2 separate regions of the Homo sapiens genome follow, and region 1 is linked to region 2. Evidence: chromatin loops called from intact Hi-C (ENCODE). Cell type or tissue: PC-9. All regions are shown on one strand. Each heading gives the region's core, and the rest is flanking DNA. Links, peaks and the distances in the headings are about the cores only. Region 1 overlaps TNFRSF8 (TNF receptor superfamily member 8). Region 2 holds the start of PRAMEF12 (PRAME family member 12).

Region 1 (15,295 bases), core at 3,256-11,255, 660 kb before region 2:
TTCAAGCGATTCTCCTGCCTCAGCCTCCTGAGTAGCTGGGATTACAGGTGCCCACCACCACGCCTGGCTAACTTTGTATTTTTAGTAGAGATGGGATTTCACCATGTTGGTCAGGCTGGTCTCGAACTCCCGACCTCAGGTGATCCGCCCACCTCGGCCTCCCAAAGTGCTGGGAGGATTACAGGCGTGAGCCACCGCGCCCAACCTAGTCCCATTTTATTACTGAATAGCCCTCCATGGCGTAGATATGCCGAGCTCTGTTTATCCAGTTTTTGAATATTTGGGTTGTTTCTGCCTTTTGACTATAATGAAGAAAGAAAAATACATCTTTGCGTGTATGTGCTTTCCTTTCTCTTGGGTTGGTTTTGTAAAAAAAATGGATTTGTGGGACTTCTAACAATTTTGGGTTGGAGCTCTTTTCCTATAGTTGTACCTTCTCCCGCTCCATGGCTTTGCTTATTCTCTCTATGATGTCTTTTGTTTGTTTGTTTGTGGTTTGTTTTTTTGAGGTGAGTCTTGCTCTGTCGCCCAGACTGGAGTGCAGTGGCGTGATCTCGGCTCACTGCAACCTCCGCCTCCTGGGTTCAAGCAATTCTCCTGCCTCAGCCTCCCGAGTAGCTGGGATTACAGGCGCCTGCCACCACATTTGGCTACTTTTCTTTTTTTTAGTAGAGACGGGGTTTCACCATGTTGGCCAGGCTGGTCACAAACTCCTGGCCTCAAGTAATCCACCCGCCTCAGCCTCCCAAAGTGCTGGGATTACAGACGTGAGCCACCGCGCCCGGCCCACACCAGTCTTTAAAAGAGGGAGGCAGGAGGCACCCAGCCCCTCCCTGCCCAATACCATTCTGAACAGGAGTTACGCTAGTGTGCTGAGCTCTCAGGGAAGCTGTTCCCAAAGTTTTGAGCAGGGGAGTGACAGAGCCATGAGACAGGGTTGGGGGAAGCTGTGGCATGGTGGCCTCAGGAGGAACAGTGGGCAGGGGCTGGTTGGGGGGCAATGAGTACCCTCCTCTCGTGTGGAATGCACGCAGCATTCCTGTCCTCTCTGAGCCTCAGGACTCCCTCTGAAAGGCTGGACTGAGCTGACATGCGGAGTTTGGGAGCTGGCCACGGTGAGGGATGGGGGGCTTCAGGGTTGGGTGGGGAGTGAGGCCTTTGCCAAGGCGGCCTGGCCTGCAGCTTCTCTGCTTCTTTCCCCAGGTCTGTCCCCAACACAGCCATGCCCAGAGGGGTCTGGTGATTGCAGAAAGCAGTGTGAGCCCGACTACTACCTGGACGAGGCCGGCCGCTGCACGGCCTGCGTGAGCTGTTCTCGAGGTAAGGGCCTCGTCCCTCCCCGGGCCTCAGTTTACCTCTCTGCATTTTTGAACCGTGAACTTCCAGTAACTACTCCCCCTTATGTTTGTGGGTTTTTGATGGGGGTCGCCTCTTTTCAGAGGGCTTCCATTGGCATATTATTTCCTTCCAGGAAGCGTTTGTGAATCACCCACCTGTTCCAAACTCGGCTCATCAATGTTTGTAACTACTCTGTGATTCAAGCATTGTGATCATTCCCCTTTTACAGAGGAGGAAACGGAGGCTTTGGGAAGTCAGGGAACTTCCAAGGGCTGTGGGCTGGAGTTTGAACCCAGACAGGTGCCACCAGGTTCCAGGTTCTCGTCCACTCCACTCGCTGCCCCTATGAGCCACTTATTCTTTTTTTTTTTTTCCCAGACAGGGTCTCACTCCTTCACCCAAGCTGCAGTACGGTGGTGGGATCATAGCTCCCTGCAGCTGTGACCTCCCAGGATCACATGATCCTTTTGCCTCAGCCTTTCAAGTGGCTGGGACTATAGGTGCACACTACCATGCCTGGCTAATTAAAAAAAATTTTTTTTCATACAGATGGGGGTCTCACTATGTTGCCCAGGCTGCTCTCGAACTCCTGGACTCAAATGGTCCTCCCACCTTGGCTTCCTAAATTGCTGGGATTATAGGCATGAGCCACCATGCCCGGCCTGCGAGCTGTTTTGACAAGCACTTACTGAGTGCACAGACACAGCACGATGCAGGTGTGGGGCTTCCCTGTGCCCAGCCCATCACAACCTCCCAGCGCCAGCAGCACCCCGAGGGGCATGTGGGCAGGGGGTGTTGCTCAGGCCACAGGCTGCTGTGACTGTTAGAGGCCCTGGCTATTCACGGAGGCCACTGGGAATGTGTGTCTGTCTCCTTGTCCAGAGCTGCTTTTGGGCAGCAAAGCAGAGTGAAGGGTCAGGGGAGGCCAAAAAGAACCACAGACACTGTTTGTTGTCATTGGAGGTCTCTGTCCTAGTTACTAAGGCTGCATAGCAAATTTTCTTAAAACTTAATTGTGAAAACAAATCATTCTTTGTACTCACAGATTCTGTGAGTCAGAATTCAGACAGGGCACTGCGGGGACAGCTTGTCTCTGCTCCACAATGTCTGAGGTCTTAGCTGGAAAGCCCAAAAGCTGCAGATCAGGAACTTCTGAAGCTTCATTCATTCACCTGCCTTGGGGTTGATGTTGGCTCCTGGCTGCAGCCTTGGTTCCCTTCCATGTCGGCCTCTTCGTGTCTTACCTGGGGCTTCCTCATGGTCTGGTGGTTAGGTTCTAAAGGCGAAGTCTTTTTCTCTTTTTTTCTTTTTTTGTATTTTTAGTAGAGACGGGGTTTCACCATGTTGGCCAGGCTGGTCCCAAACTCCTGGCCTCAAGTGATCCGCCGGCCTTGGCCTCCCAAAGTGTTGGAATTACAAGCATGAGCCATTGCCCCCGGCCATAAAAGTCTTGAGAGAGAGAGACAGACAGAAAGAGAGAGTGAGAGAGAGACAGAAAGAGGGAGAGAAAGAGTGAGAGAGAGAAAGAGAGAGACAGAGAGAAAGAGACAGAATGAGAGGGAGAGAGAGAGTGAGAGAGAGACAGAAAGAGGGAGAGAGAGAGACAGAAAGAGAAAGAGACGGAGTGAGCGAGAGAGAGAGAGACAGAAAGACAGAAAGAGAGACTGAGAGACAGAGAGAGACAGAGATAGAGTGTGACAGAGAGAAAGACAGAGAAAGAGAGAGAGAGAGACAGAAAGAGAGAGAGAGAGACAGACAGAGGCAGCAGCCACCCCTCCTTTTATGACCTGGCCTTGGAAGTCACACAGAACTTCTACCACTTTCTGTTTGTTGAGGCAACCACAAATGTCACTTGAGACCAAGGGAAGGAAAACAGTTGTACTTCTTGACAGGTAGGTGGCAAAGGCTCTGGAAGGGCCAGAACATCACTGCAGCCATGTTTTGGGGAAATACAGTCTGCCACAACCACCATGTGGACATATGGAGAAAGAGGTGTTGGCTCTGGGCCCAGTAATTCCTTCAGCTCTCCTAACTGAAACCCCACGAGGCAGTGGAGTGGTGTATTAGTAGCTAAAGGCATGAGCTCTAGAACCCGAGTGCCGGGTTCAGATCCCGCCTCTCCCACTTGATAGCCTATAACCTCAAGCAGGTTTCCTAACCTCTCTGTGCCTCAGTTTCCTCTGCTGCAAAATGGGCATAGTATTATCTATCTCAGAGAACCATGTGAGAATTGAATACATGATTGTAGGTTAATCTGGGTAGAGTGCTGAGACTACTGTCTCACACATACTCAGTTATCTTAAGAGCTATAATAATAATGATAATAGCTGCCATTGTCCCAAATGGTTTCATTCATTGCTGAGCTCACACACACCCTTTGCACAAATTCCCCAAATCCTGCCCAGTTCCCTTGCTCTGGATGTTGTAAGAAGAGACTGTCCAGCCCTTATCATTATCATGCTGGGTCTCTAAGTATCCTGCTGATTGAGATCTACCCTCGCGGAGAGGTCCCATTTGCCTAATCTACTGATGCAGTCGTTCTGTATTTACCTCTAAGTGGAGCGTTGCAAAATATTCCCGAATACGTACAAATGCATTATTACACTTATTAAAAATAATACCTCTAACATGGTTTTTTTTTGCTTTTGGAGGAAAAAAAATCTTTTTTTTTTTTTTTTTTTTTTTTTTTTTAAATAGACAGAGTCTTGTTCTGTCGCCCAGGCTGGAGTGCAGTGGCACTATCTTGGCTCACTGCAACCTCTGCCTCCCAGGTTCAAGTGATTCTCCTGCCTCAGCCTCCTGAGTAGCTGGGATTACAGGCACGTGCCACCAGGCATGGCTAATTTTTGTATTTTTAGTAGAGACGGGGTTTCACCATGTTGGTCAGGCTGGACTTGAACTCCTGACCTTGTGATCTGCCTGCCTCGGCCTCCCAAAGTGCCGGGATTACAGTCGTGAGCCACCGTGTCTGGCCAAAAAATCTTTTTATTATTAAAAATTTCAAACATATTCAGATGTAGAGTGAGTCAGAGATGGCTGCGTACTATCACCCAGCTTTAAACGGTTATGGAGTCATGGCCAGTCTTGGCTCCTCTGCACCCATGCCCGCTCACCCCGTCCCCTGGAGGACTTTCTTTTAACAGCTTTAGGGAGAGATAGTGGGCATATGGTAAAGTGCATAGATTAAAGGATGCAATCTGATAAGTTTTAACAAATGCATGCAGCTGAGCAACCAGCCATCCCCCTCTAAAAGTTACCTCGGGTTGCTTGTCACCATTTCCCATCCCCTGCTTATGGTCACCATGCAATAGCTTGCATGTAAATGCGACATACAGAATACCCTCGCTTTTTGCCTGCCTTCTTTCACCCTGCAGAATTATTTTGAGCATGCTGGGAGAGCTGCTCAACGGCATAGTCAGACGAGCATTTATTTTCTTGTTGGATGACCCTTGGACAACTGCTTCTCTGTCTTCCTGGGGGCTCTCTGGACCCCCTGCCCTTGCCATACTGATCTTTCTCCGTGATCCTCATCTGTGTCCCTTAGATGACCTTGTGGAGAAGACGCCATGTGCATGGAACTCCTCCCGCACCTGCGAATGTCGACCTGGCATGATCTGTGCCACATCAGCCACCAACTCCTGTGCCCGCTGTGTCCCCTACCCAATCTGTGCAGCAGAGACGGTCACCAAGCCCCAGGGTAAGCAGTTCCCACCCCAGGCCTCGACCACAGGGTGGAGTCTGTGCCCCCACTGTTGTGCCTCTCCCCACCAACAGCCAGGGGTGGAGGCAAATGACCTACACCCTCGGCTGTTCATTAGGTCAGGTTTGGGTTCTGGTTATCCTTTGAGTAGTCAGACTCAGTGAATGGAATGATAAAATCCAGTTTTAGCATTTTGGCAAGAGATTCTGTTGATTAAAAAAAAATTCTTCCTGAAATTATTGGGCTGGTAAAATCTTTATATTTTTGAGATGGAGTTTCGCTCATGTTGCCCAGGCTGGAGTACAATGGCTCAATCTCGGCTCACCGCAACCTGCACCTCCTGGGTTCAAGCAATTCTCCTGCCTCAGCCTTCTGAGTAGCTGGGGTTACAAGCATTCGCCACCACAGCCGGCTAATGTTGTATTTTTAGAAGAGATGCGGTTTCTCCATGTTGGTCAGGCTGGTCTCGAACTCCCGACCTCAGGTGATCCACCCACCTTGGCCTCTCAAAGTGCTGGGATTACAGGCCTGAGCCACCATGCCCAGCCCCGGGCTGGTAAAATCTTGACCTGTTTGCAAGGCTGTTTTATTGACTTAGAGAGATGAATATCAAGTTTCTGAAGAGATTTCTAACAGGACGGTTGGCTTTACCAGTGTGCAGGAAACTAAAACCCTGACAGTTTTTTGTTGTTGTTGTTTTTTGTTTTTTAAGGGCTTTGAGAGATTTTAACAAATCTCCAGGTGGTTTAAAACAGATGGAAGAGTGGTGACAAAACCAAGGGGAATGGCCAGGCGTGGTGGCTCACGCCTGTGATCCCAGCACTTTGGGAGGCTGAGGCAGGTGGATCACTTGAGGTCAGGAGTTCAAGACCAGCCTGACCAACATGGCAAAACCCCGTCTCTACTAAAAATACACAAATTAGCTGGGTGTGGTGGTGGGCACCGTAGTCCCAGCTACTCAGGAGGTTGAGGCAGGAGAATCGCTTGAACCCGGGAGGCATAGGTTGCAGTGAGCCGAGATTGCACCACTGAACTCCAGCCTGGGCAACAGGGCGAAACTCTGCCTAAAAAAGAAAAAAAACCAAGTGGAGGGAAGGTCACCCAATGTGACTCTGTGAGGGCTGCCAGAGAAGTGAGGGGTGACTTGCTTCTAGGACCCCCAGAGAGGCTCTGGGCTTGGAAGAGGCAGGCAGATGAAGAGCGGGAGGGAAGTTGAGAGGTGTGAGGTGTAGTGGCCTGGGACTACTAAATCTTCAAACACAACTTCAAAATGTATTACAATGGCATGGCATGGCCACTGACCAGTTTGCACAGATGATGCCTGAGTTTTTAATCCCCAGTATTGTCTTTTTTTTTCCTCTTTTTTTAGAGATGGAGTCTCGCTGTCTTGCCCAGGCCGATGTGCAGTGGTGTAATCTCAGCTCACTGCAACCTCCGTCTCCCGGGTTCAGGCAATTCTCCTGCCTCAGCCTCCCGAGTAGCTGGGATTACAGGTGCCCGCCACCACACCCAGCTAATTTTCATATTTTTAGTAGAGACGGGGTTTTGCCATGTTGGCCAGGCTGGTCTGGAACTCCTGACCTCAAGTGATCTGCCCGCCTCCACCTCCCAAAGTGCTGGGATTACAGGTGTGAGCCACCGTGCCTGGCCAACAATTGTCTTCTTGAGTCAGAACATTGAAGGAATATCCGGGGAAAGTTCGGGCCACTAGTGGGGTGCTGTCACTCTGTTTGTAAAGCCCTCTTTACTTGGGTATTTGGAAGTGCACCTGTCAACAGGCTAGCCACACCCCATCACCCTGAAATGGAGGCTGCCAGCTCACACTCTCCGCCCATGGGCCCAGGGTTCCCTGGCCAACTTCCTACTCAGGGAAGAGACCCATTGTGAACAGGACATACTAACACAGCAGAAGAAACTGTCCCCGCTCAGTGACTGGAATATTCAGTAGAGTCCTTAGGATTTTATTTTGTTTGCATAAATGTATGGGGTACAAGTGTAATTTTATTACATGCTTAGATTGGGTGGTGAACTCAGGACGTTTAGGGTATCCCTCACCCAAATAGCATACATTGTACCCCTTAAATAATTTCTCATGGTCCACCTACCTATACCTCCCACCCCCTCACCCTTCTAAGTCTCTGTTGCCTTTTATTCCACTCTCCAGCTCCGTGTGGACACAGTATTTCACTCCCACTTAGAAGTGAGAACAGGCAGTATTTGTCTTTCTGTGTCTGAATGTCTGCACTTAAGAATATGGCCTTCAGTTCCATCCATGTTGCTGCGAAAGACTTGATTTCTTTCCTTATGATGGCTGAGTAGTATTCCATTGTGTATAGATGCCACATTTATCTATTGGTGGATGCAGCATAACCCTCCCCCCCCACCCTTTTCTTTTTGAGACAAAGTCTCGCTCTGTTGCCCAGGCTGGAGTGCAGTGGTATGGTCTCGGCTCACGGCAACCTCTGCCTCCTGGGTTTGAGCTATTCTTGTGCCTCAGCCTCCCAAGTAGCTGGGATTACAGGCGTGCACCACCACACCCGGCTAATTTTTGTATTTTTAGTAGAGACGGGGTTTCACCACATTGGTCAGGCTGGTCTCGAACTCCTGACCCCAGGTGATCTGCCTGCCTCAGCCTCCCAAAGTGCTGGGATTACAGGCGTGAGCCACCGCACCCGGCCAAGCATAACCCTTTTAAAATAAATATGAATGAGCAAAGATTTGTAAGAAAAACCAGCCCTACAAAGGAGAATAAAAAGATACGAAACCAGAAATTCTTACCACACATGAAGCTTTGATAAATCCAGGAATAGAAGAGTACTTAGCAACATTAAATTCGTGTCTGCAGAAAAATTCACGAAGTCGTTACATCCATAAGGTGGGCACAGAATGCTATGAAAAGGAACAATATGGGATCAGAGGGCAAGAAAAGGCTTTTTAGAAAGTGTGCTTGTGATCAGCCCATCATCTCTAGGTTCTCCATTCACCTTTCCATCCCTGCCCTGCCATCAACGATGGCTCCGCCTTTCTCCTCTGTAGGGAGCATGCAGTTAAGCCTTGCCAGCAGAGGGCGCTAGAGGGCCATCGCAGGAGGAAGGAGGCTTCTGGTTGCATTTGTTTTTTTGTTTGTTTGTTTGTTTCTTTTCTTTTTTTGAGACAGAGTCTCACTCTGTCGCCCAGGCTGGAGTGCAGTGACGCGATCTTGGCCCACCACAACCTCCACCTCCCGGGTTCAAGCAGTTTTCCTGCCTCAGCCTCCTGAGTAGCTGGGATTACAGGCACGCGCCACCACGCCTGGCTAATTTTTGTATTTTTAGTAGAGACAGGGTTTCACCATGATGGTCAGGCTGGTCTCGAACTCCTGACCTGGTGATCCGCCTGCCTCGGCCTCGCAAAAGTGCTGGGATTACCGGCGTGAGCCACTGCGCCCGGCCATTTGTTTCTTCTTGCTCCTGCTGCCTGGCCTGGTGACCACCTTGATGTGGCTCTCCCAATGCAGACATTGGCACGTGCCAGGCCTCATGTCTGCAAAAGTGTCCTGACTCCCTGATTCCCTCTGTGCATCCCCCACCAGCCACAGGTCTTTGGCACCCCAAAGTGCTCCAGGCGTCTCCCCCACAGTGGCAGCCTCAATTTCTCTGTGCACCTGACCAGAAGCATAGACTTCAGGTCAAAAGGACCTACCAAGAGCAAAGCAGGATTAATGGAAATTACCCACGCTACATGTAATAGATGCACCACCATGATTTTATCTACCTGCCGGTTGATGGCATTTGGGTTGTTTCCAGTTTAGGGCTATTATGAATGAAAACAGCTGTGAATATTCTTTTTTTTTTTTTAACATGTATGAATTTATCTTATATCTTTTATTATTATTTTTATTATTTTTAGAGACAGGGTCTCACTCTGTGTTCCAGGCTGGAGTGCAGTGGCATGATCTTGGCTCACTGCAGCATTGAACTCCTGGGCTCGGGCGATCCTCCCACCTCAGCCTCCCACAGTGCTGAGATTACTGGCATGAGCCACCATGACTGGCCGATTCTTGTACAAGTCTTTGGGTGGATGTATATTTTCATTTTTCATGGGTAAATACCTAGGAGGAGTGGCTAGGTCATTGTGCTGGTCACATAGTCAGAATGTTTTTGAGGACTAGTCAAAGCTGGATACCTCTGGTCTGATACAACCCCTTCGTTTTACACCCAGAGAGAAGCACAGGGCCGAAGCTAGAACCAGAATGCAGGGATCCCAAGGGTCAGCCCAGAGTACTTCCACTGGAAGACACCACCCACCCACCTCCTTCTTAGTTCTGAACCTAGAATTTACCCAGCTAAATTACAGTCACTTCAGCTAAATTACAATCAAGTTTGAAGGCAGCATAAAAACATTTTCAGACATAAAAGGTCCAGAAGGCTTTTCTTCCTATATCCTCTCCTAGGAAGATATTTGAAGATGTAATTCAGCTAAGTGAGGGGGCAAAAAAGAAAAACAACAGGAAGCCATGGAATCTAGAGACCAGCACTCCATCCTAGCAGAGCAAGGAAGGGAAGTCCCAGAATGATGTGGTATAGACCAGTTGAGCCAGATCAGAGCAGGAAAATGGAAGGAAGGCTCCGAGGAAGTGTTCCCAGGAATAGAAGAGAGAATTGTAGTAAATTTCATGATTAGTAGAGTTGAAAAGCCTGAGGATATGGTGAGGGCACACTGTCCTTTTATCAACAAGAAAAAGAAAGGCAATTGAAAACTCCCGGGAAAAGAAAAAGATGACAAGAAATATACAGTCCAAATATGAAGATGAAATTTCACCTGATTTTAAGCGATTGCTGGATGTACAAAAAGAGAATCTGTTTGGCCTTGATGCTGAGACAATTCTTTAAATGGCCCAAGGACTGGGTGTTTGGATTTAAAGAGAAGTATATCCATCTGGTAAATAATATTTTTTTTAGTTCTTAAATGGAGGCTGAGTAGGCAGGTTCTTTTCTTCTCTTCCAGTAGGCCATTACCAGAGAACACAGGCAGACCAACTAGGGGCTAGACAATGCCTTCTCCTCACCTTCAAATCCAAAGAGGAGGAAAAGGGGAGGATCACTGACTCAGGGAGGAAGAAGGAAAGTTACAAGTTAGGTATAGTATATTCAGAGAGGGGATGAGAGGCACCCAAGGGATACTAGGTTCCCCCCTTCTGCACATACAGGAGGGACAGCAGATCTGTCGCTGGATTTCAGCAGGTGTTTCAGCAGCAGCTGAGACCATGGGCCTGTCTAGTTACATCAGGCTGCCTTGGAGAGCAGGCAGGGGGCTCTCTCCTCATGATGCTGACTGGGAATAGCCACAGTTAATGGGTTTGAGCATCAGAGCTCCAGTCCACTCAAAGTAAGTGTTCACTGAAACCCAATGACCTTTCAAACACTGATTCAAATACTGATTAACGAGCATGTAGGAACCATCATAACACATCGCATCATCTTCCCCATAGTCTCCAGGCTCCAGCTAATTCAGGTAAGAGTCCAGTGACCTTCCCCAAAGAGGGGGGTTCCTCAGAACCCTACAATGCAAGAAATAAATTAATCCTGGCTTTACTTTTTTGTCTATTTGAGGAAAAATCTGAGAGGCGTCACGAACACTTTGTAGAGGGGAGATGTGGGTATGTGTGTGGGGTTGCTTTGTACCACATCAAAAAGGGGTGCCTCCACCAGGGCTCTGGGGGTGGAGAGGTGTAGTGACTGAGCATAACCCACTTCTAATGTGGGCCAAATTATCCTGCCCCAGAAAAGCAGGAAGCTTTGAAGAAGGTGCCCAGTCCCCAGGCAGGAGGCAGTGCCATCCAGAGGAGAGTGCTCTGGGCTGGAACTCGCCATCTCTGTTTCCTGGCTGTAGCTCCAGCCCTGCGGCTCTCTCCATCTGTAAAACAAGGTAGCTGGGTCAGACCAGTGGTGGCCAGCTATGAACTGGCCTTCAGAGACATTCCGTCTGGCCAGCATAGCAATCCAGCCACCCTTCCTAGGCACTCAAGAGGAATGAAATTATACGTTCACACAGAGGCACGCACAAGAATACTCACAGCTGCCTTGTTCGTCATAGTTCAAACTGGAAACAACCCAAATGTCCATCAACTAGCGAACGGGTATGTAAACAGTGGTTCATCTGTACAACAGAACGCCATTTGGCAACAGAAAGGAATGAAGCTGAATGAATATCAAAAACATTATGCAGAGTGGAAGAAGCCAGACCCCAAAGAGTACATACTGCATGATTCTGTCGACATGAAATTCTGGAACAGATACACTCCTCTATAGTGACATAAAGCAGATCGGTGGTTGCCTGGATCTGGAGGTGGGGGCAGAGTGAGTGAGGAGGGGCACTAGGGAACCTTCTGGAGGGATGAGAATGTTCTGTATTTTGATTGGAGTTAGTTACCTTTGTCAGAACTCATCAGGCTGTACACACTTAGGGACATTTTCTTTTTTTATTTTTACTTATTAAAAATAGAGACAGGGTCTTGCTATGTTGCTTAGGCTGGTTTCGAACTCCTGAGCTCAAGTGATCTGCCTGCTTCAGCCTCCCAAAGTGCTGGGATTACAGGCGGGAGCCACCCTACCCTGCCAGGGGATACTTTCTTGTATATAAATGTTGCCTTAGGCTGGGCATGGTGGCTCACGCCTACGATCCCAGCACTTTGGGAGGCTGAGGTGGGCGGATCACTTGAGGTCAGGAGTTCGAGACCAGCCTGGTCAACATGGTGAAACCCTGTTTCTACTAAAAATACAAAAATTAGCTGGGCATGTTGGCAGGCACCTGTAATCCCAGCTACTCAGGAGGCTGAGGCAGGAGAATCACTTGAATCCGGGAGGCAGAAGTTGCAATGAGCTGAGATCGTGCCACTGCACTCCAGTCTGGGCAGCAGAGGAAGACTCAATCTCAAAAAATTAAACATAAATAAATAAATAATTCCTTAATAAAGTTGATTTAAAAGAAAAAAACTTTAAAAATTGAGGCTGTATTTAAACATTAGGCGATTTCAGTTTTCTCTTAAAAGCAAAAGGTCTAGCGTCACTGTTTCACCTTCCTGGGTGACCACAGCTGTTAGAGACAAGTAGCAACTTCTCCACTTTGTTTTATTTATTTTGAGTCTTTCTCTGTCGCCCAGGCTGGAGTGCAGTGGCATGATCTCAGCTCACTGCAGCCTCCACCTCCCGGGTTCAAACGATTCTCCTGCCTCAGCCTCCTGAGTAGCTAGGATTACAGGTGTGTGCCATCACACCTGGCTAATTTTTGTGTTTTTAGTAGAGATGGGGTTTCACCGTGTTGGTCAGGCTGGTCTCGAACTCCTGACCTCAAGTGGTCCTCCTGCCTCAGCCTCCCAAAATGCTGTGATTACAGGTGTGAGCCAATGTGCCTGGCCAGCTTTTCCACTTTGATCTTTTGAAACACAAATCTGACTGTCTTAGCTCCCACGGTGTTGCCTCGCTGGAAGCCACCAGTCCCTGCTGGTTAACTCTTTCCTGGAGACACCAGCCTCCTTGGCGCTGGTTCTCAGATGTTACGTCCCCTCTGCAGATATGGCTGAGAAGGACACCACCTTTGAGGCGCCACCCCTGGGGACCCAGCCGGACTGCAACCCCACCCCAGAGAATGGCGAGGCGCCTGCCAGGTGACTCCCCCACCCCTTCTCTCTGTTTGGCTGCTGCAGGAGGGAGCTGTCCCTGCCATGCCCAGGGGATGCCTGGGAGGCAGCTGGGCTGGGGGTGGAGGTGGGGCCTGGGCTGCTCTTTTGTTAAATGTGTGCCCATCTCTTTGCTGACACCATTGGAAAGCCAGAAGGCCTTGAAACCCAGTCCCTGCCCTCAAAATGCCTGGCAGAGACTCGGGGCAGAGGATCTAGGGGCCCAGGCTCTGGTTGCGCAGTCTCCAGAGAAAGGGAATTATTCCTGAAGACCCACTTCCCTCTTCCCATCTTCATCACTCCTGCCTTGGGCTTCTCCCCGCAGCACCAGCCCCACTCAGAGCTTGCTGGTGGACTCCCAGGCCAGTAAGACGCTGCCCATCCCAACCAGCGCTCCCGTCGCTCTCTCCTCCACGGGGAAGCCCGTTCTGGATGCAGGTAATGGTCCCAGCCCACTCACCCCTACTCCCAGCAGGGGCTTCCTCCTGGGGAAGTGTGGATTGGGGGAGCCAGGAGGGAGCTTCTCCTTTGTGGGTATGGTCTGAGAAGGGGGATTAAGGTTGACCCCAGGTTTCTGGCTTCTTGAGTTGGTGCTGTGGCTCTGGCACTTGCTAGTGACTATTCTTTTCTTTTTGAAACAGTCTCACTCTGTTGCTCAGGCTGGAGGGCAGTGGCACCCATCTTGGCTCACTGCAACCTCCACCTCCCAGGTTCAAGAGATTCTCCTGTCTCAGCCTCCCGAGTAGCTGGGTTTACAGGCGCTTGCCACCACGCCTGGCTAAATTTTTTTTTAATTTTTAGTAGAGACGGGGTTTTGCCATGTTGTCCAGGTTGGTCTCAAACTCCTGACCTCAGGTGATCCACCTGCTTCAGCCTCCCAAAGTGCTAGGATTATAGGTGTGAACCACTGCGCCTGGCTGCTAGTGACTATTCTTTAATTCTTGTAGGCAGGAATTTTTTTCACAGCTTCATCCTCGTGGCTTATAATTGCTACTCAGAAAATAGGTCTTTGTTGATTGATTTCATGACTTTGACTAGTTGTTCGAGCCTTTGAGCCTCAGTTGTCTCATCTATACAATGGTAATGGCAGAGACCGTGCAGGGTTATAAGCAGTGTAGCATTGTAGACGGCCTCTGTCAGAGTTAGCTCTTAGGCTGGACGCGGTGGCTCACGCCTGTAATCCCAGCACTTTGGGAGGCCAAGGTGGGTGGATCACGAGGTCAGGAGTTTGAGACCAGCCTGGCCAACACGATGAAACCACATCTCTACTAAAAATACAAAAATTAGCCAGGCGTGGTGGCGCGCGCCTGTAATCCCAGCTACTCAGGAGGCTGAGGCAGGAGAATCGCTTGAACCCGGGAGGCGGAGGTTGCAAGGTTGCAGTGAGCCGAGATTGCACCGCTGCACTCCAGCCTGAGCAGCAGAATGAGAATCAGTCTCAAACAAAACAAAACAAAACAAAACAAAACAAAACAAAACAAAACAAAACAAACAAAACCCCCAAGAGTTAGCTCTTAGGGAAAGATGCCAGGTTACTCATTTTAGGACTTGCAGTTCTAGTGGCTGACACGAGGTGGCAGTAGTGCTCCGGCCAGAGTTTCTGAAAGTGCGGTCCCGTCTGGCAGCATTGGCACCGGCTGGGAACTTGTTAGGAAAGCAAATTATGGGCCCCATCCCAGACCTAGAGAATCAGAAACTGCACTTTAACAAGATCTCCAGGGCACTCATGTGCACATTAACGTTTGAGAAGCACTTAACTGGCATATACTACTTTTTAAACATCTAAACATGGACTTCAATAAAGTGCAATCACTAGCTCTATGATCTCTGTAAGTGACAAAAGGGAAAAACGAAGCGAGTTTAGTACCGAGGTGTGAAGAAGTAGATCTAGATAGGGGTTAAGAGCGTGGCCCTGCAGTCCCCCCGGCCTGGCCTGGCCTGGGCTGGGGCTCTGCCACTTACTCTCAGGGTGACCTTGGGCAACTTAACGAACTTTCGTGAGCCTCAGCTCCCCTCATTTTTAAACTGAAGGTAGTGACGGTGCCTAGGGCATAGGGTTGGGGATCATTCATTCAGGGAACGCTTGTGGGGTGTGTTTATGTGCAGTGGGGACTCCATGCCTGCCCTCATCAAGCAGGTCTAGAGGGTTGGCCGGGAGGGGACTGGGTTCAACCTCTTCCTTCCCCTCACTGCTTGGCCCTCCCCACCCTGACTCCGGCCACACCAGCAGTGCTGCCAGATGCCGGTCACACCGGGCCCTCGTCCACAGTCCCCAAATTTTGGTCTATTGGACCTCAATTCCTTTGTTCTGGCTCCTAGACGCCTCAATTTCTCACTCTCTAGACACAGTTTGCCCTTCTCTCAGCCTTCAATAGTTGATCAGCTTCCTGGAGCCAGGCGAGGGAGGGCTGGATGAGATAAGAGCCTTGGCTTGGAAAGGACCTGTTGTTGTTAGCCATGATGGAAGCTGTGTCCCAGGAGAAGGAGGAAGTCGTCTGGGGCTGGGGCTGTCTTGTGTGGTTGCAGCAAGGCAAAGAGTGTGGGGCGTCTCTGTGTTCCAGGGCCAGTGCTCTTCTGGGTGATCCTGGTGTTGGTTGTGG
Region 2 (15,295 bases), core at 3,402-11,401:
TATGTGTGTATGTGTGTGACCACCTAGAAAGTCACAGCTCTCCAGGATGAGCTGGCCACATAGCAGAGAAAAGTAAAACCCCCATATCCCTGGTAGGACAAATCTCCCATGAGTTCAGCAAGAAGACTTGGGATCTGTGGACAGGAGGGCACTTGGTAAAATCCTTCATTTGAGGTTGATGTGAAAAGTTGAACTCAAGATCCTGAGGCCTTATGTCCTTCCCACTCCCCCACAGGGCTCCTGCTGAGCCAGCCCTGACTCCCAGATGCAAGAGCCCAGGGAGGAGTTGGGAGAGAGGAAAACCTGCTGGGACCTCAGGGCATGGAAGGAGCCCTGGACCTTTCTCCCAGTGATGCCTCCCCTACTGTCAAGTTCCTCTGGCCCTGGAGCTTCCAGGGACCCCTGCATCCTTTCCTTCCTGCAGCCCTGCCTTTGCCAAAGCTCCATGCATTTGCCTCCAAGTGGGTCCCCAACCCCAGGCTCTGGGAGCTGTGAAGAGGCTCAGGGTTCCTGCTGTCTGCAGGAGGAAACCTTGCTCTAAATGGGCCTGTGTGGGTTCTGGGATCCCTTCCTGCACAGGGCCACCTGCAGGTCCCACAGATGTATCTTCCCTAGAAGAGCCAGTGGGGATGGGCGAGGACCCCTAACCTGCTCCCAAACCCCACATCCAAAGGAGAGAGAGGGATCACCTGAAGCACAGACCAGGGGTTGGGTCCTGGCCCCACTGTCTCCTCCTGATCCCAGAGGCCAGGGGTGTGGCCACAGGCACTCCACCAACTCCTCCTGCACCCCCAACCCAAGCTGAACAAACTCCTCCAGACTCCCTGGCCCACCCCAACTTAAAGAAATTAGGAGAATTCTCCAAGGGGGAGAAGACACCAGCTGCCTCTGCAGTGCTGTGCCCAGGAGGAAGATGATCACTGTTCAAACTGCCCTGGCAAGTTGTTTCAAAGAAATAAAGCCCTTGGATTCTCAGTGTTTTGAATCGCATTGCACTTAATAAACATTAGTTTTACTAATGTTTTCCACTTACCTGTCTGTTTATATTCAGCAGTGAGAGTTCTTCATCTTCAACAAAAAGTGATTAAAGGACATAGGACATCTGTCATTTTCCCCATGGATTATTAAGATCACTCTGCACATTTCATCTTGCACAGTCATTTTTTTCTGACCTGGGCTGCAGTGCTGAGCCACGTGTACTGTGTTGGGTTCATTTTCCAGATTCTTTGCTTTTTGTTTGTCTTTGTCAGTAGCACCGAGAATAGTAGATGGCACATCCCAGGCACTCAGTAAAGGTTTTTGAATGAATCAAGGGGAAAGGAGGGAGAGGAAGGCACTGCGTGTTGGGGGGTCCAATGTGCCAGAATATTCCTTGAAAACTTGACCCAGAGTCTCCCCTCCAGGGCCTCGTGATGCTCCTCAGCACTGGACGTGGCAGGATTTTTCTGACCAAGAATCAATGTGCACCTTCTCCTTCCACAGGGAGGTGCTGGGCAGGCTGATGGGCCCTGGTTTGACTTCCATGCCCCAAGACATTCTTCTGGCTTGCAGGAGGAGATTTGGGGTCTCTTGGATGACAGGGACTCTGGGCCCGACACCGTTCTGCCTCATTCCCTCCTGAAAAGCCTAATCCTCCCTGTTCCACGAGGCTGTGATGAGTGAGGAGACAGAAATGCACAATTTTCAGAGAGCATCCCTTCCCCTGGCCACACGCCAAGCCTGCTTCCCTCTGACCTGTCCCTTGTCTTTGCATTCAGGATGGACACTCACCACCTACTCTCCCTCCCCAGGACTCCTCACTGGCCTGACTCTGTGCTCCTGGGGCACGGTGGGGCAGCCCCTGGAACCTCATGCAGACCAGGGCACACAAACGGCCTTGGGAACTCACAGTGTCATATCCAGGCCCCAGTCCCCCCAGGGTCTCAGACACAAGTCTGCAGCCGTTCAGGGACATGGCTCTGTGAGAGCCAGAGAACCTGGCCCCTGCCCTGCTGCCACTTCCCTCCTTCTCCCTTATTCCAGCCTCAGAAGCTCCTCTGGCCACTCACTCCCTGACTTGGCTTTGCTCTTTCCCTTAGTTCCTCTGGCTCTGTCCAGCCTGCAACAAGTCCCAAGAACGTCCCCTACTCCCAGGGTGCTACGAGCACCTCCCTAGCATCAACTCTCTGCTCTGAGGGTGACCCTCTCCTCAGATCCTTATTAGAGGAAAAAAGGAGCAGCCCCTGGTAGGGCAAGAAGTGATCTGACTCAGACAGAAAACAGACTTATCGCATCCCAGGTGCAGCTTGTCAGCTTTCAGGCTGGGCCAGGGGAGCTTGGAAAGGGAAGGCCCCTGCCCGGGAACCTCTCCCAGGGATTCCCATCAGCCTGGAATCCCTAGGAGAACCAGAGGAGTCAGGTCTTCCTCTGCAAGCCAGGCAAGGTCAGTCACCCTGCAACAGTCCCAGGTGCCTCTTTAGGTCCACAGCAGCAGCTGAGGAGCTCCCTGCTTTGTGCCTTGCTATGTTCACCAGAATACCTCAGTAGAACTTGGGGAGAATTCCTTCATTACTGCTGATGACAGGGAAAGGGTCTTCAAGCATCATGGCCATGTTCCAAGCTCCAGGAGAGATGGGCTGATATTCCTGAGATGCAGAGTGTGGGCTGCCCTGACCCTTTCCAGGCGCCTCTGGCCCAGCCTTAGAGCTGAAAAGGCTGCACCTGGAGAGGAAAACAGAAGCTCAGAAATATTCTAGAGACCCTGAGCAAGGGCCTGGGGGAAACTTTGAGATCCCAGTGGGGATTCCATGAGTGGAGAAGGGGTCAGGTGGTTCCTTGAGATGAACTGCGAAGGCTGCTCTGACCTGGGCAGCAGACAAGCACCTTGAGAAGAACAGGCGACAGGATATGGTAGAAAAGCCCCCAAGTGCAGGATTCTCACCAGGGTCCTGGGGGTGGTGCAAGACTCCCTGAATTGGGTAGGAAGGAAAAGGCTGTCAATCAGTTCTTTGTAACATTTAGGTTATTGAACCCCTTGGGGGATCCTCTGAGCCCTCACCTGAGGGATCTGCCAATCATTTGCGGCCTGAACATGGGCAGATTCCTCTCCCTGGCCGAGTCTCAGGGTCACCAGGTTAAAAATGCGGGAAAGAGCAACATACCTTAGGTTCACTGGGAGGGAGAGGTGAGGTCTCTGTGAGGGAGAGCTGGGTGAAAAGTACTCAGCCCCTGCTGTGTCTCGTGGATGCTCAGTCAACAGAGATGCTCACGACCATCCTTGGTGCTGAGCTCACCCTCAGCCTCAGGTTCACAAAGCAAGGGGCTGGGAAGTAGAAGCCTCACTGAGTACATTTCAGTTTAACTTGATTGCACACATAAGGCATTGATAGTGAGGTCAGAAATGTGGAGAGAAAACATTTCCAGAAAGATTCCGAGATGGAGAACATCCTTCGAAGAACTCCAGCTTTGGTGGGCCAGTGGCATCTCAGAGCTGTTTGGGTGTCATAAAAAATGGGAGAGAAAGGCCTGGAGGATTCTCTGGGGTGGGGGAGGCTCTTGCTACTTTGTATCCCAAAACATCAGAAGAATCACGGTGTGATTCTGCCCAGGATGGGAGCCACCCCTAAGCTTACAAAGCTTGCAGCGTGATACGGAGCTCTGGGTTTTGTGGGGAAATGTACTAGGATGTGTGCACTGTGCTTAAAGAGAGAAAAACTGAGTTCTCTTATTTTCTTTGTTTCTCTTTTTTTTTTTTTTGGGACAAGGTCTCACTCTGTTGGGTTTCCCTCTGTTGAGACAAGGTCTCAAGGCTGGAGTGCAGCAGCACGATCATGGCTCACTGCAGTACTGACCTCCTGGGCTCAGGGAATCCTCCCATCTCTGCTTATGGGGTCACTGGGAATACAGGTGCACATGACCATGTCTAGGTAGATTTTTTTTTTTTTACAGAGACAGTGTTTCACCATGTTACCCAGGCAGGTCTCAAACTCCTGGACTCCAGTGACCACCGTGCCTGGCCTGAGTTTTCTTCATATGCCTAATGTTGTTGTTCTGATCAGAATCTCTATGTTCAATATTAGGGACAAGAGAGGACTTTAAGGATGAGAAAACATTAATGATCAAAATATACCTGGAAAGGGGCCGATGGGATTGATGAGGATGAAGGGCCCTGGGAAATGCCTGGACCTGAGGGTTGCTGGGAAATGTTCCACTGTGGGAAGATCCCTGAGTCTAAAGGAAAGATTTCCAGACCATAGCGCCATGACAGGGAGACACGGACCCTTGTGCATTTCTCCCCCATGTCCTGCAGAGCCCACAGCTTCCACCCTCTGTGGCTTCCAGCTTGGGGGAGTCTCCCTTCTTAGGCCTGGCCACTGTGCTTCTGTCTGGCCTCTGTCCCAGCTCACATTCTCAGATTCAATCTCCCGAAGCTGGTTTTCTGAGGGGTGCCCATCATTTTTGTGAGTAAACACGCTTTACCTTCTAGAGGTGACCAAGACTGTATCTCGTCCCATGCCCTCAAAGGCAATATTGTGTTTTGAGTCTACAGTGTCTCTTTTGTAATTATTTCCTTTTCAGTTTTTGAATTCAATCTAAATGGAGTCTTTCAATCCTTCCGTCTCCTCTCCCACAAAATACCCACCATGTTTTATGCTGTCTTGGTTCCTTCCCAGGGTCCCATTAGAACACCCGGTCCCATCCTGCCCAGCCCCCACCTCACTTTGTAATTTTGGTTTAATTTCCTCCGGAGAAGCCTGAACCTTCGTCTTGAGATCAATCACACCCTCAGTGGTTCCCCTCTGCCACCTGAATGGGCATATGATCTACCATGTTAGAAAGCGTAAATCCCAGCTGACCACTGGATACGCAGAGATATTTATTCTGCTTTCTTAGGGATGAAATTACTGTCTTCTTAGAGCTGTTTTAGCTCTGAGACATTTTGATAATGTTTATGTGGCCAAAGATCCCCCAGCAAAGATACCTTCAGGTTTTGTTTTTTCTGTCAAATGCCAGAAACAGATTCAACCCTTTCCTGCATCACTATGAAGCTCTCATGTCAGTCAAACTCCATCAGTGTTTGTGGAATAAAGGAATGAATGAGTTGTGGACTTTCACCCTATTATTTATATCTTTCACTTTCATAAACGTATATCTGATCCAATCAATTAATCAGAAGAAAGTCGCAAACTCAATCAGGATTAACTGGGTGGAACTTCAGAATCTAATCAGACATCATTTTCTGATTGGAAGTTGGTTGTTGAGATGGGGAGGGTGTGGTTAGAAAGGTCCATAAAAGCTCCCGAAGGTGCACAGGAGAGAATCCAAGGCGCTGACACCTGGAGCTACTGCTCGGTTCTCTGAGAGGTTGCAGCACCCTGCAAACTGAGTCCAGATCTGGTAAGTCACCACCTCCTTAGGGTCATGCCCATCTGATCTGCAGCCAGCCAGCCAGTCAGGGATGGTGACATGCAGCCCAAGGTGGCAGAGAGAATTTTCTTGTCTGTTTTCAGAAGAACAAATTTAGGCTTTGATTTTTCCTCTAAATGTAGTTTTGTCTTCATCCCCCAAAATTGGATTTGTGCTTGGTTTTTGTCATTTCAAAATTCTTATTGAAGCAGTTTTTTTTTTAACAAGAGATATTAAAAAGTTACAACTGGTTGAATTTTTATTTCGTGACATTTGAAATAATTGGTTTTTGTGCCCTTAAATTATAGTTCATAGACTTGGTGGCATCGTGATTTTACATGTTAGGCCTTAGTTTTTACTAATACCTTAAAGATATTCCATAGGCCATTCTCAAGAGTGGAGTCTTTGTTCTGAACATGGGACCCATTTTTTTCCCCTAGATTCCATCCCAAAGTGGGTCATTGTGAGTCTGTGTAAGAGATCAACATTGGAACCTTCATCTGAGAGTTAGTGTTTTTATCCCTAACTTTCACAGGCTCTAGAACACTGTCATGCTGTTTTTACAATTTCTTGTTACAATTTTTCAAAATAAAAAATAATGGCGCTGATTCCAAGGAGTCCCTTTAGTCTTCTGCAAGCATGTCAATTGTGGGAACTGAGAATGTAGGCTGTGTGGGGCCACAGGACATTCTCGTTCCCATTGTTTTAGGGTGGTAAGTGACAAGAAATATTTTCTCAAAAAGGTGGAGCTTAGCTTTCAGGATCCTCAGCAACGCTTCCCAGTGTTACTGAGATTTAGTGCAGCAATGGTTGAAAATGAATGGGCCAGTGGTTACCTTGCCCTCTCCTCATTGTTTGGAAGACATTCTTTATGGTACCAGCAAGGGCAGAATTACAGATTTGTGTCCAGAAAGTGCAGAGTGGAATTGGGGTGAACTAATTACCTTTCCACCTCTACCAGAGCAATGACATTGGCACTAGGAGATGATGAAGTGATGTGATTTGCCGTAAGAATGATGTTTTTTTCTCTAGATTCATCAGGATGAGCCTCCAGGCCCCACCTAGACTCCTGGAGCTGGCTGAGCAGAGTCTGCTGAGAGACCGGGCCTTGGCCATCCCCACCCTGGAGGAGCTGCCCAGGGAGCTCTTTCCCCCACTGTTCATGGAGGCCTTTACCAGGAGATGCTGCGAGACCCTGACAACTATGGTGCAGGCCTGGCCCTTCACCTGCCTTCCTCTAGGGTCCCTGATGAAGTCATGTAATCTAGAGATCTTTCGAGCTGTGCTGGAGGGGCTTGATGCACTGCTTGCCCAGAAGGTTCGCCCCAGGTGAGGTGACCCAGCTAACCAGGTGGGGAGGGCTCAGGCATCCAGGGTAGGGTTAGCTGGGTCAGAAGGAGTGGGAGGCCCAAGGGTGGCCCAGAGACTTCTGATGGGGCTGGGGAGGAAGCTCAGAGAGGCCTTGGCCATTGTCCAGCTCCTCTGGGAAAGGACTGCTCACCATGCAGGGTCCACTGAAGGATCAGGAACCTGCCTCCTGCCAGTGGCAATTGAAGACACTAGCAGTGGGGACCAGGCAGGTTTCAAGGAGAAAGAGGGATGGAGAAAAGACAGAGAGTGGGAGAAGCAGCAGGGAGGAGAGTCGCTGATGTCCGGGATGTGGATAAAAGCTCAAATCCTTCCTAAATTTGGAGCCTCTCTTCTCTTTTACCCACAGGCGGTGGAAACTTCAAGTGTTGGACTTGCGGAATGTGGATGAGAACTTCTGGGGCATATGGTCTGGAGCTTCTGCACTCTCCCCAGAGGCCCTGAGTAAGAGACGAACAGCAGGGAACTGTCCAAGGCCGGGTGGGCAGCAGCCCTTGATGGTGATCCTAGACCTTTGCTTCAAGAATGGGACGCTGGATGAATGCCTCACCCACTTCTTAGAGTGGGGCAAGCAGAGAAAAGGCTTACTGCACGTGTGTTGCAAGGAGCTGCAGATTTTTGGAATAGCCATCCACAGGATCATAGAGGTCCTGAACACGGTGGAGCTAGACTGTATCCAGGAGGTGGAAGTGTGCTGCCCGTGGGAGCTGTCCATTCTTATAAGGTTCGCCCCTTACCTGGGCCAGATGAGGAATCTCCGCAAACTTGTTCTCTTCAACATCCATGTCTCTGCCTGCATTCCCCTAGACAGGAAGGAGCAGTTTGTCATCCAGTTCACCTCTCAGTTCCTCAAGCTGGACTACTTCCAGAAGCTTTACATGCACTCTGTCTCTTTCCTCGAAGGCCACCTGGACCAGCTGCTCAGGTGAGGAAGTATGGTGAGCTTTCTCTGCAGACCGCAGCAAAGACTTTCTTTATTACTGTAAACACCAGGGGGTATCTACTGTGAGCCAGCTTGTGAGGAGGTAACAGCGAAGGGGACACTAGAATGTCCATGCATTGTCCTGTTGGCAGCTCTGTCCTGAAATAGGTGTCACACATCCATCCCAATAAGCCAGCGGGATCTCCTGGGCTAGATGCTATAGAGAGGCTGCCATGCTAGGAAGGTACTGCAGGGTTTAGATCTAGTGAGGGTGCATTCGTGAATTCCTCCCGAGGATGTGTGTCTAAGTTAAGACGATGGGAAATGGGGAGTTGAAGAGGGCACTAAAGAAGAGAATGTCCATCACACCCCTCCATTTTAAAATATAAGGTCTGTCCTCACCTGCCTAGTGAACAGGTAAAATCCTGTGTCTCCCTCTGTCAGTAAAATGTTTTGAGCTCCAAAACATGATGGAATAGAGGGTGAGGGAGCAGGAGTGAAGAATGGTGAAAGTGATAGATGGTTTGCTGATGATACGGGCATGTCAGGGTCTCCTGCAGCCTGGCCACCCCAGCTGAGGTTGCAGGATCTTGCCTGGGTTTGTCATTTATGCCTGTGTCTCCATCGGGCTCCTGTGGCCCAGAGATGTGGTTTTCTACCTGACACATGAGGAAAGGGAGCATTAGAGTTCATGGACTTGACCCAGTCACCCGAGTGATGGTGAAGGACTGAGCCTCGATTGGGTCTGCCCTGAATGAGCAGAGTCTCCATTCCCACACCCCAGGTGCTGATTATCCTCAGATAAGCAGAACAGCCTTGGGTTGTGAAAAGTGTCATCTCTCACCTTGAGGTCTTCCCCACCACTCTCCTCTAACTCCTTCTTGTTCTCTCCCAGGTGTCTCCAGGCCCCCTTGGAGACAGTCGTAATGACCGAATGCCTGCTGTCAGAGTCGGACCTGAAGCATCTCTCTTGGTGCCCGAGCATCCGTCAGCTAAAAGAGCTAGACCTGAGGGGCATCACACTGACCCATTTCAGTCCTGAGCCCCTCTCAGTTCTGCTGGAGCAAGCTGAGGCCACCCTGCAGACCCTGGACTTAGAGGACTGTGGGATCGTGGATTCCCAACTCAGCGCCATCCTGCCTGCCCTGAGCCGCTGCTCCCAGCTCAGCACCTTCAGCTTCTGTGGGAACCTCATCTCCATGGCCGCCCTGGAGAACCTGCTGCGCCACACCGTCGGGCTGAGCAAGCTAAGCCTGGAGCTGTATCCTGCCCCTCTGGAGAGTTATGATGCCCAGGGTGCTCTCTGCTGGGGAAGATTTTCTCAACTTGGGGCTGAGCTGATGAAGACACTGAGGGACTTAAGGCAGCCCAAGATAATTGTGTTCAGCACTGTCCCCTGCCCTCGCTGTGGCATCAGGGCCTCCTATGACCTGGAGCCCAGTCACTGTCTGTTGAATGCCTGCTGTCAGGGTGGATTTATTTAAAGCTTTCTTCTGGTCATTTGGCAACTGAATCCTAGGCCATGAGTGTATGTCAAAGGGAGCACAGACCCATCGTTTCATATGCCTGCTCAATGTGAACCGGAAAGGAAAGGGGATGCAGGAAGGGAGGGACTGGGGGAAAAGTTGAGTTGGAGTCAATAGGAGCTTTAGAGACCTGTGTCCCAGAGAATCAGAAATGGGAATCTGAATTGCTAGAATGAGAATCAGGTAGGAGAGACACATGAGACAGTTACCCCTGCACGGATGGTTGTAAAGAAACAGTCAGAAATAAAGGGAAGCTGAGTGGAAACTGTCTGGTGTCCTCCATGATTGCTTCACCTGGCTTAACAATTTTAACCTAAGGAATCTCAAGTTACTCATGGGGGACAAAAGGCACTAAGTTCTCTAAAATTAATGAGGTTCAGCCCAAGGAAATAAAGGCATCAAAGTGGAATGTGATCGTTTTGCTCAATTCCTTTTTTTTTAATTTCTCTCTGGGCATGTGTCTATTTAGTGGGTTAATACACGTGAGATGCACTTACGGGGCCTGGACCATTCTAGGTGGGCAGTGAGGGTCAGTCACTGAAGTTCAGCCCCTTCTTCGCAGGGCCCTCACTTTTGTCCAGATGCTTAGACCCTGTTTACTCCTGATGGGTGGATTCAGAACGCTCAGTTGCTGACCATTACCTGTGCTGGGAAAGGATTTCACTGCACAAGGTGTGGCCTCTGCCCTGGAAGGGGAGCTCCACACTGTATGAGCAGGAGCCTCAGGGCATCACCAACCCATGCTTGTTCTCATGGAGGGTAGTGACCCTTGCAATATTAAAATAGTTGTGGCCAATAAAGACATCCAAATTCCCTTTTTGGGAAAATGCTTAAATTATGCAGGCATATAGTACATTTTAAACATTTCTAGCCCACATTTAACAAACATTTTATCCTTTTGGGGAGCTAGGTCATATTGATGAGATTTTCCCATAACACTTGCCTTCTCTCCCTCTCAAGGAAGACTAGTGCAGTGTGTTTGGGTATCACACGTCATCAGAGGGTGGATAATGATCAAGTGCCTGTGGGTGATGAGTGACCTTCGCTGTGCTGAGGGACCCTACACAAAAGGCTCCCGAGTGTGGGACCCTGCTGAGGACACAGGGGCTGGTGCTGTTGGGCAGGAAGCTGAGGAAAGAGCCTCAATTTTCCTGTAGAATGAGAAGGATTATGCCCACCAGCCTGTGGGACCCTCTTAGGACACAGTGAGATGGTACATGGTTATGACTTGGAATGGGGCCTTTCATACAGTAAAAGCTTAATACATGCATCCTGTCTTTCTTTTTTCCTCCTAATAAAAGTCTCAGCATTCTTCATCCTTCAATCTCACCTCCTATTCCTCATAACAGGGAGGCAGTAGGGACCCAGGGCATGCAATGGGACTCAGCTTCTACACGCCGCCACCGCTTAATCATGATTCCTGTAAACAGCAGGACCTCAACAACCAGCAAAGAACGGGGTGGGCAGTGCAGGACTGAATTCATCTCTAGTGATCATGAGATAAAAATTTCCAAACCACGGGACTCATGTGCCATCTGCTGTAATTTAGTTAGACCGTCTGGTGTAATTTAGTGATGAAAGCAGGAGTATATTAAGTGGTACTTCCAAAAATCTGCTATTATGTAAATGTTTATGGAGTGTCACTATTCATTTGTTGGCTATTCTAAATAATTGGCCATGTTGCCCCAATACCCCTTAAAGTCAGAGGTAATCCAAAGACTTTCCCCAATTGGAGAAGATTTAATAGAACAAGGACTTACAATTCCTTGTCCCAATCCATGTAACCCTTCCATCCTGCCAGATATAAAACCTAACTGACAAGGTTAATGATTTGTGCAAGACTTACATGCAATAAAGAAAATTGTAATAGTGAGATATACTGTGGCTTCACATGAAATATCTTGTTATGTAAGGTGACTACAGACTCTAAATGGTACCCAGTGAGAGATTTCTCCTCTGCCTTCCTTAGGATTCCTGTTGATGAGGAGAGCCAATACTTGTTGGCCTTTACTTGAAAAATTCAGCAACACGCCTGGGTTGTAACGCCACAGGGGTTCACTGGAGTCCCATCATAGTTCTCGCAGGGATAACACCAGGACCTGTTAACCTTACCATTCCCTAGAAATTCCACTCTCATTCAATATGCAGTAGGTGTGCAGTTATGTTCTCTTACCAAGGGACACTCTAATAGATTCCATTTATCTTTTAGAGCAGTAAGCTTACAAGGGCCCTAAGACCTCCATGAAAACTTTTCCATTCTCTAGAGAAAAGGTCCTTACTTAGGACATAATCCAAGTGCAGGGAAAGCTTCCATCTCATCTGAAATAATAAAGACAATCCACGGTTTCCCTAGTCCCGTAACAATGAGGAGGTGCCCTCTTACATGTGAGACATTGTAGCTGTTGGTTCCCAAATTTCTCTCTGCTGGCATCATTCTTATAATGAACTCACAGAAAAACTTTGTCCCAGTGCGCCTGAGTGGGCAGGTGTAGGACTTGACACTGGGTGCAATGTTATACAATATTTTTTGCCTCTTTCCATGTGATATCAAATTTATTTTTTAGTCCTGTTGCATTTACATGAGTCAAAGCATGAAGTTCTTGTGCTTCTATGAATGCAGATGATGCTAGCAAGTCAGCTTGTTCATTTGCTTTAGTTAAAGGCCTTGGTAAATTAGTACGTGCTCAGATATGAGTAATATAAAATGGGAAATTTCTTTTTCTTACAATTTGTTGTAACAAATTAAAGGGCTTGTTTAACTGATCATCCATACTATATTTGATTAGGGCTGTCTCAACATCCTTTGTAGCTGTGCTACATATGCAGAATCTGATTTTCAATGACTCGTTCTTTCGGCCTGGTGTGAACCACTTTTCCATTGCTGGAACCATCAGTAAACACCATCAGAGCATTTTCTAAAGGTTTATGTCTGGTAATTTTAGGTAAAATTCAAGTAGTCAATTTTAAAAACTGGAAGATTTTTGTTTTTGGGTAATGCTTATCAGTAATTCTCACAAAATCAGCAAGACCAATCTGCCATGCAGCAGAATTGATAAAGCCTTGTCTAAACTCTTCCTTGTTTAAAGGAACAATGATTTTATCTGGGTCACTTCCACACAATTTTATTATTTGTAATCTTGCCTGACCAATTAATGTAGCCATTTGATCCAAGTACAATGTAAAAGTCTTAATCGTACTGTGAGGAAGGAAAGATCACTCCACAAGATCTGTATTTTGAACAATAATGCCTGTTGAGAATGTGCAGTAGCAAAAATCAAAAGTTGGAGTGGGGCGAAGTGATCTATTCTATTTACTTGTGCTGACCGAATTTTTTCTTCAATTAATTCAATTTCTTTAGTTGCCTCTGGAGTTAATGTTCTTTTACTATTCAATTCTGGATCCCCACTCAAGATAGAGAACAAATTTGACATGGCATAAGTAAGGATGCCTAGAGTTGGCCAAATCCAATTAATATCTCCTAGCAATTTATGAAAGTCGTTTAATGTTTTTAATGTGTCTTTTCTTATTTCTATTTTTTGTTGTTTAAATTTTCTTTCCTCTACCTGCATTCCCAAGTAATGGACAGGAGTAGAGGTTTGAATCTTATCAGATGCTATTGTCAGTCCTGCGTTTGCAACCTCTGTCTGCAGAAATGTGTAACAGTCAATTAATGTGTCTCTCGTTTCTGCAGCACACAAAAGATCATCAACATAATGAAAGACGTAGTCTGAAAACTTGTCTCTAACTGGTTGAAGAGCTTCAGCTACAAAAATCTGACAAATAGTTGGACTATTAAGCATTCCCTGGGCAACACTTTCCACTGAAACCTGGTGGCTGGTTCTTTATTATTTATGGCTGGTATAGTAAAAGCAAATTTTTCAAAATCCTGTTTTGCTAGAGGAATGGTAAAAAAGCAATCCTTCAGATCAATTATAATTAAAGGCCAATCTTTGGGGATCATGGCCAGAGAGGGCAACCCAGGTTGGAGAGCCCCCATAGGTTGAATTACAGCATTGACGGCTCTTAAGACGGTCAACATGTGCCATCTGCCGGATTTTTTCTGAGTTACAAACACAGGAGAATTCAAGGCGAAAATGAAGGCTCAATATGTCCCTTTGCTAATTGTTCTTTTGCCCGTAAGTGTAAAGCCTCCAGCTTTTGTTTTGGTAGCAGCCACTGATTTACCCATACAGGTTTTTCTGTTTTCCAAGTTAATGGAATGGGTTTTGGAGGCTCTACAGTGGCCACTCCTAAAAAGGATATCCTATTCTTTTTCTTTCTTGATTTCCCTCAGCCTCAATTGGGATTTTAATGCCATCTCCATTTTTCCCTAGTCCTTTGCCAGGGAGACATCCCATTTTAGTCATGATTTTTTGACTCGTGGGGCTGTATAAGGAGGCTGGGATAGTAATCTCTGCATGTCATTGTTGTAACAAGTCTCGGCCCAAAAAATTATTTGGAATAAAAGTAATCATAGGTTGAACTGTACTTTCTTGATTATCAGGTCCTAGACAATGTAAAATCATGGTGCTTTGATACACTTTTGAGGCGCTGCCCACACCGACAAGTCCTGTAACAGGCTTTTGTTTAGGCCAATTTTTTGGCCATTGATTTAAGGCGATAAGGGAAACATCAGCATCGGTATCCAATAATCCTATAAACTGCTTTCCCTGAATAGTGACTGTACACACAGGTCTATTCTCTGAGACATGACGAGCCCATTGAGTGGCTTTTCTGGCAGAGTTGGTACTTCCAAACCCTCTTGTCCTTTCCGTTTTGTTTTCCCAATTTTAATATAAGGCAAAAGCAATAATTGAGCAATTCTATTACCTGGATTGGCACTCCAGGGAACAGTGGAGCTGATCACTAACTGAATTTCCCCTTTATAATCTGAATCAATTACCCCAGTATGAATTTGGACTCCCTTCAAATTTAGACTTCATCTCCCTAAAATGAGGCCTACTGTCCCTCCTGGCAGTGGGCCATATACCCCTGTAGGAATCTTTTGCGGGGTCTCTCCAGGGAGTAAAGAAACCTTTTGAGTGGAACATAAATCTACTGCTGTGCTGCCTGCTGTGGCGGGGGACAGCTGTTGTATTGTTGTAATTGGCTGATTCCCTGAAGTGGTGGTATTTGCTGTGGGGGTTGCTGTCCCTGAAAACCCTGAAGAACAAACGGCTGAATCGGGAATGCCCCAGTTTGTTGTTGGGACTGAGGCTGGCCCCTCACCCCTTTTTCTGACAATAGTTGCCCATTTTTATCATATTTAGAACGACATTGATTAGCCCAATGTTTTCCTTTTCCATGTCTTGGACACAGGCCAGGTGGCTCTTTATTTTTACTCTGTTTATTTAAGACTGGGCAGTTCTTTTTTAGATGACCGATTTGACCACAATTATAACATTTCCCCCCAAATGCTCTAACTATCCTCCTAAAGTGACTCCGGTCATTGCTTGAGCCATTAGCATTGCCTTACGCATAGCTCCTCCAATCCCATCACAAGCTTTCACATATTCTGTAATTACATCAACTCCTGCTGGACCTTTTCCTTTTAATGGCTTTATGGCTGGTTGAAATTCTGGATTTGACTTTTGAAAAGCCATTATTTCTACAATAACTTTTTGGGCATTATCATCTGAAACAGATTTTTCAGAGGCATCTTGCAACCTTGCCACGAAGTCTGGATATGGCTCTTTACAGCCTTGTCTAATTGAATTAGAAGAAGGGCAAGCAGTGCCTGGGCAAGCGATGCCTGGGCAAGCGGTGCGTGGGGCACCCAGGTGCCTGGGTCCTGAATTTTTTCCCAGTCCCTGAGGCAAAGAGCCTTTAGATGTTCAATACCCTCATTCTGCATTACTGATTGTTGGCCAATTGTGCTCCAATTTGGACCTGTTCCTAGCAATTGATCTGCATCTATATTAACAGCGGGATAAATAGCCTGATTTTTTCATGCCTGTTCTTGTACTCCATCAATCCACCAGGTTTTAAATTGTAGGAACTGAGAGGGTGAAAGGGAAGATTTAGCCAACGTTTCCCAATCATAGGGAATAAGTCTATTTCCATGAGCAATGGAATCTAATAAAGTTCTCATATA

The links. Hi-C counts contacts between places; a loop is a spot of excess contacts. Peaks named below come from ENCODE experiments on the same cell type or tissue, not always from the same donor. Only the 100,000 strongest peaks of a DNase experiment are listed, where the experiment ranks them.
Region 1: a loop joins it to region 2, with 8 times the contacts of the local background. A loop is called at or near these places in 2 of 110 quality-filtered maps.

Annotation. Positions count from the first base shown.
Region 1 is chr1:12,110,695-12,125,989 of GRCh38, forward strand. TNFRSF8 (TNF receptor superfamily member 8) reads left to right here. Exons shown (of 15, transcript NM_001243.5): 7 at 1,204-1,320; 8 at 4,883-5,035; 9 at 12,590-12,683; 10 at 13,021-13,133; 11 at 15,257-15,295. Among named protein-coding and RNA genes, the nearest start is that of MIR7846, 49 kb to the right of the region's middle. In PC-9, for the core only: CTCF peaks have their summits at 8,105 (motif pointing right) and 8,314; no DNase peak of the experiment used is centred there.
Region 2 is chr1:12,768,441-12,783,735 of GRCh38, forward strand. PRAMEF12 (PRAME family member 12) reads left to right here and starts at 5,298. Exons shown (of 3, transcript NM_001080830.5): 1 at 5,298-6,714; 2 at 7,103-7,678; 3 at 8,571-9,466. The coding sequence starts at 6,428. The coding sequence ends at 9,159. In PC-9, for the core only: no CTCF peak of the experiment used is centred there; no DNase peak of the experiment used is centred there; H3K27me3 peaks cover 645 bases.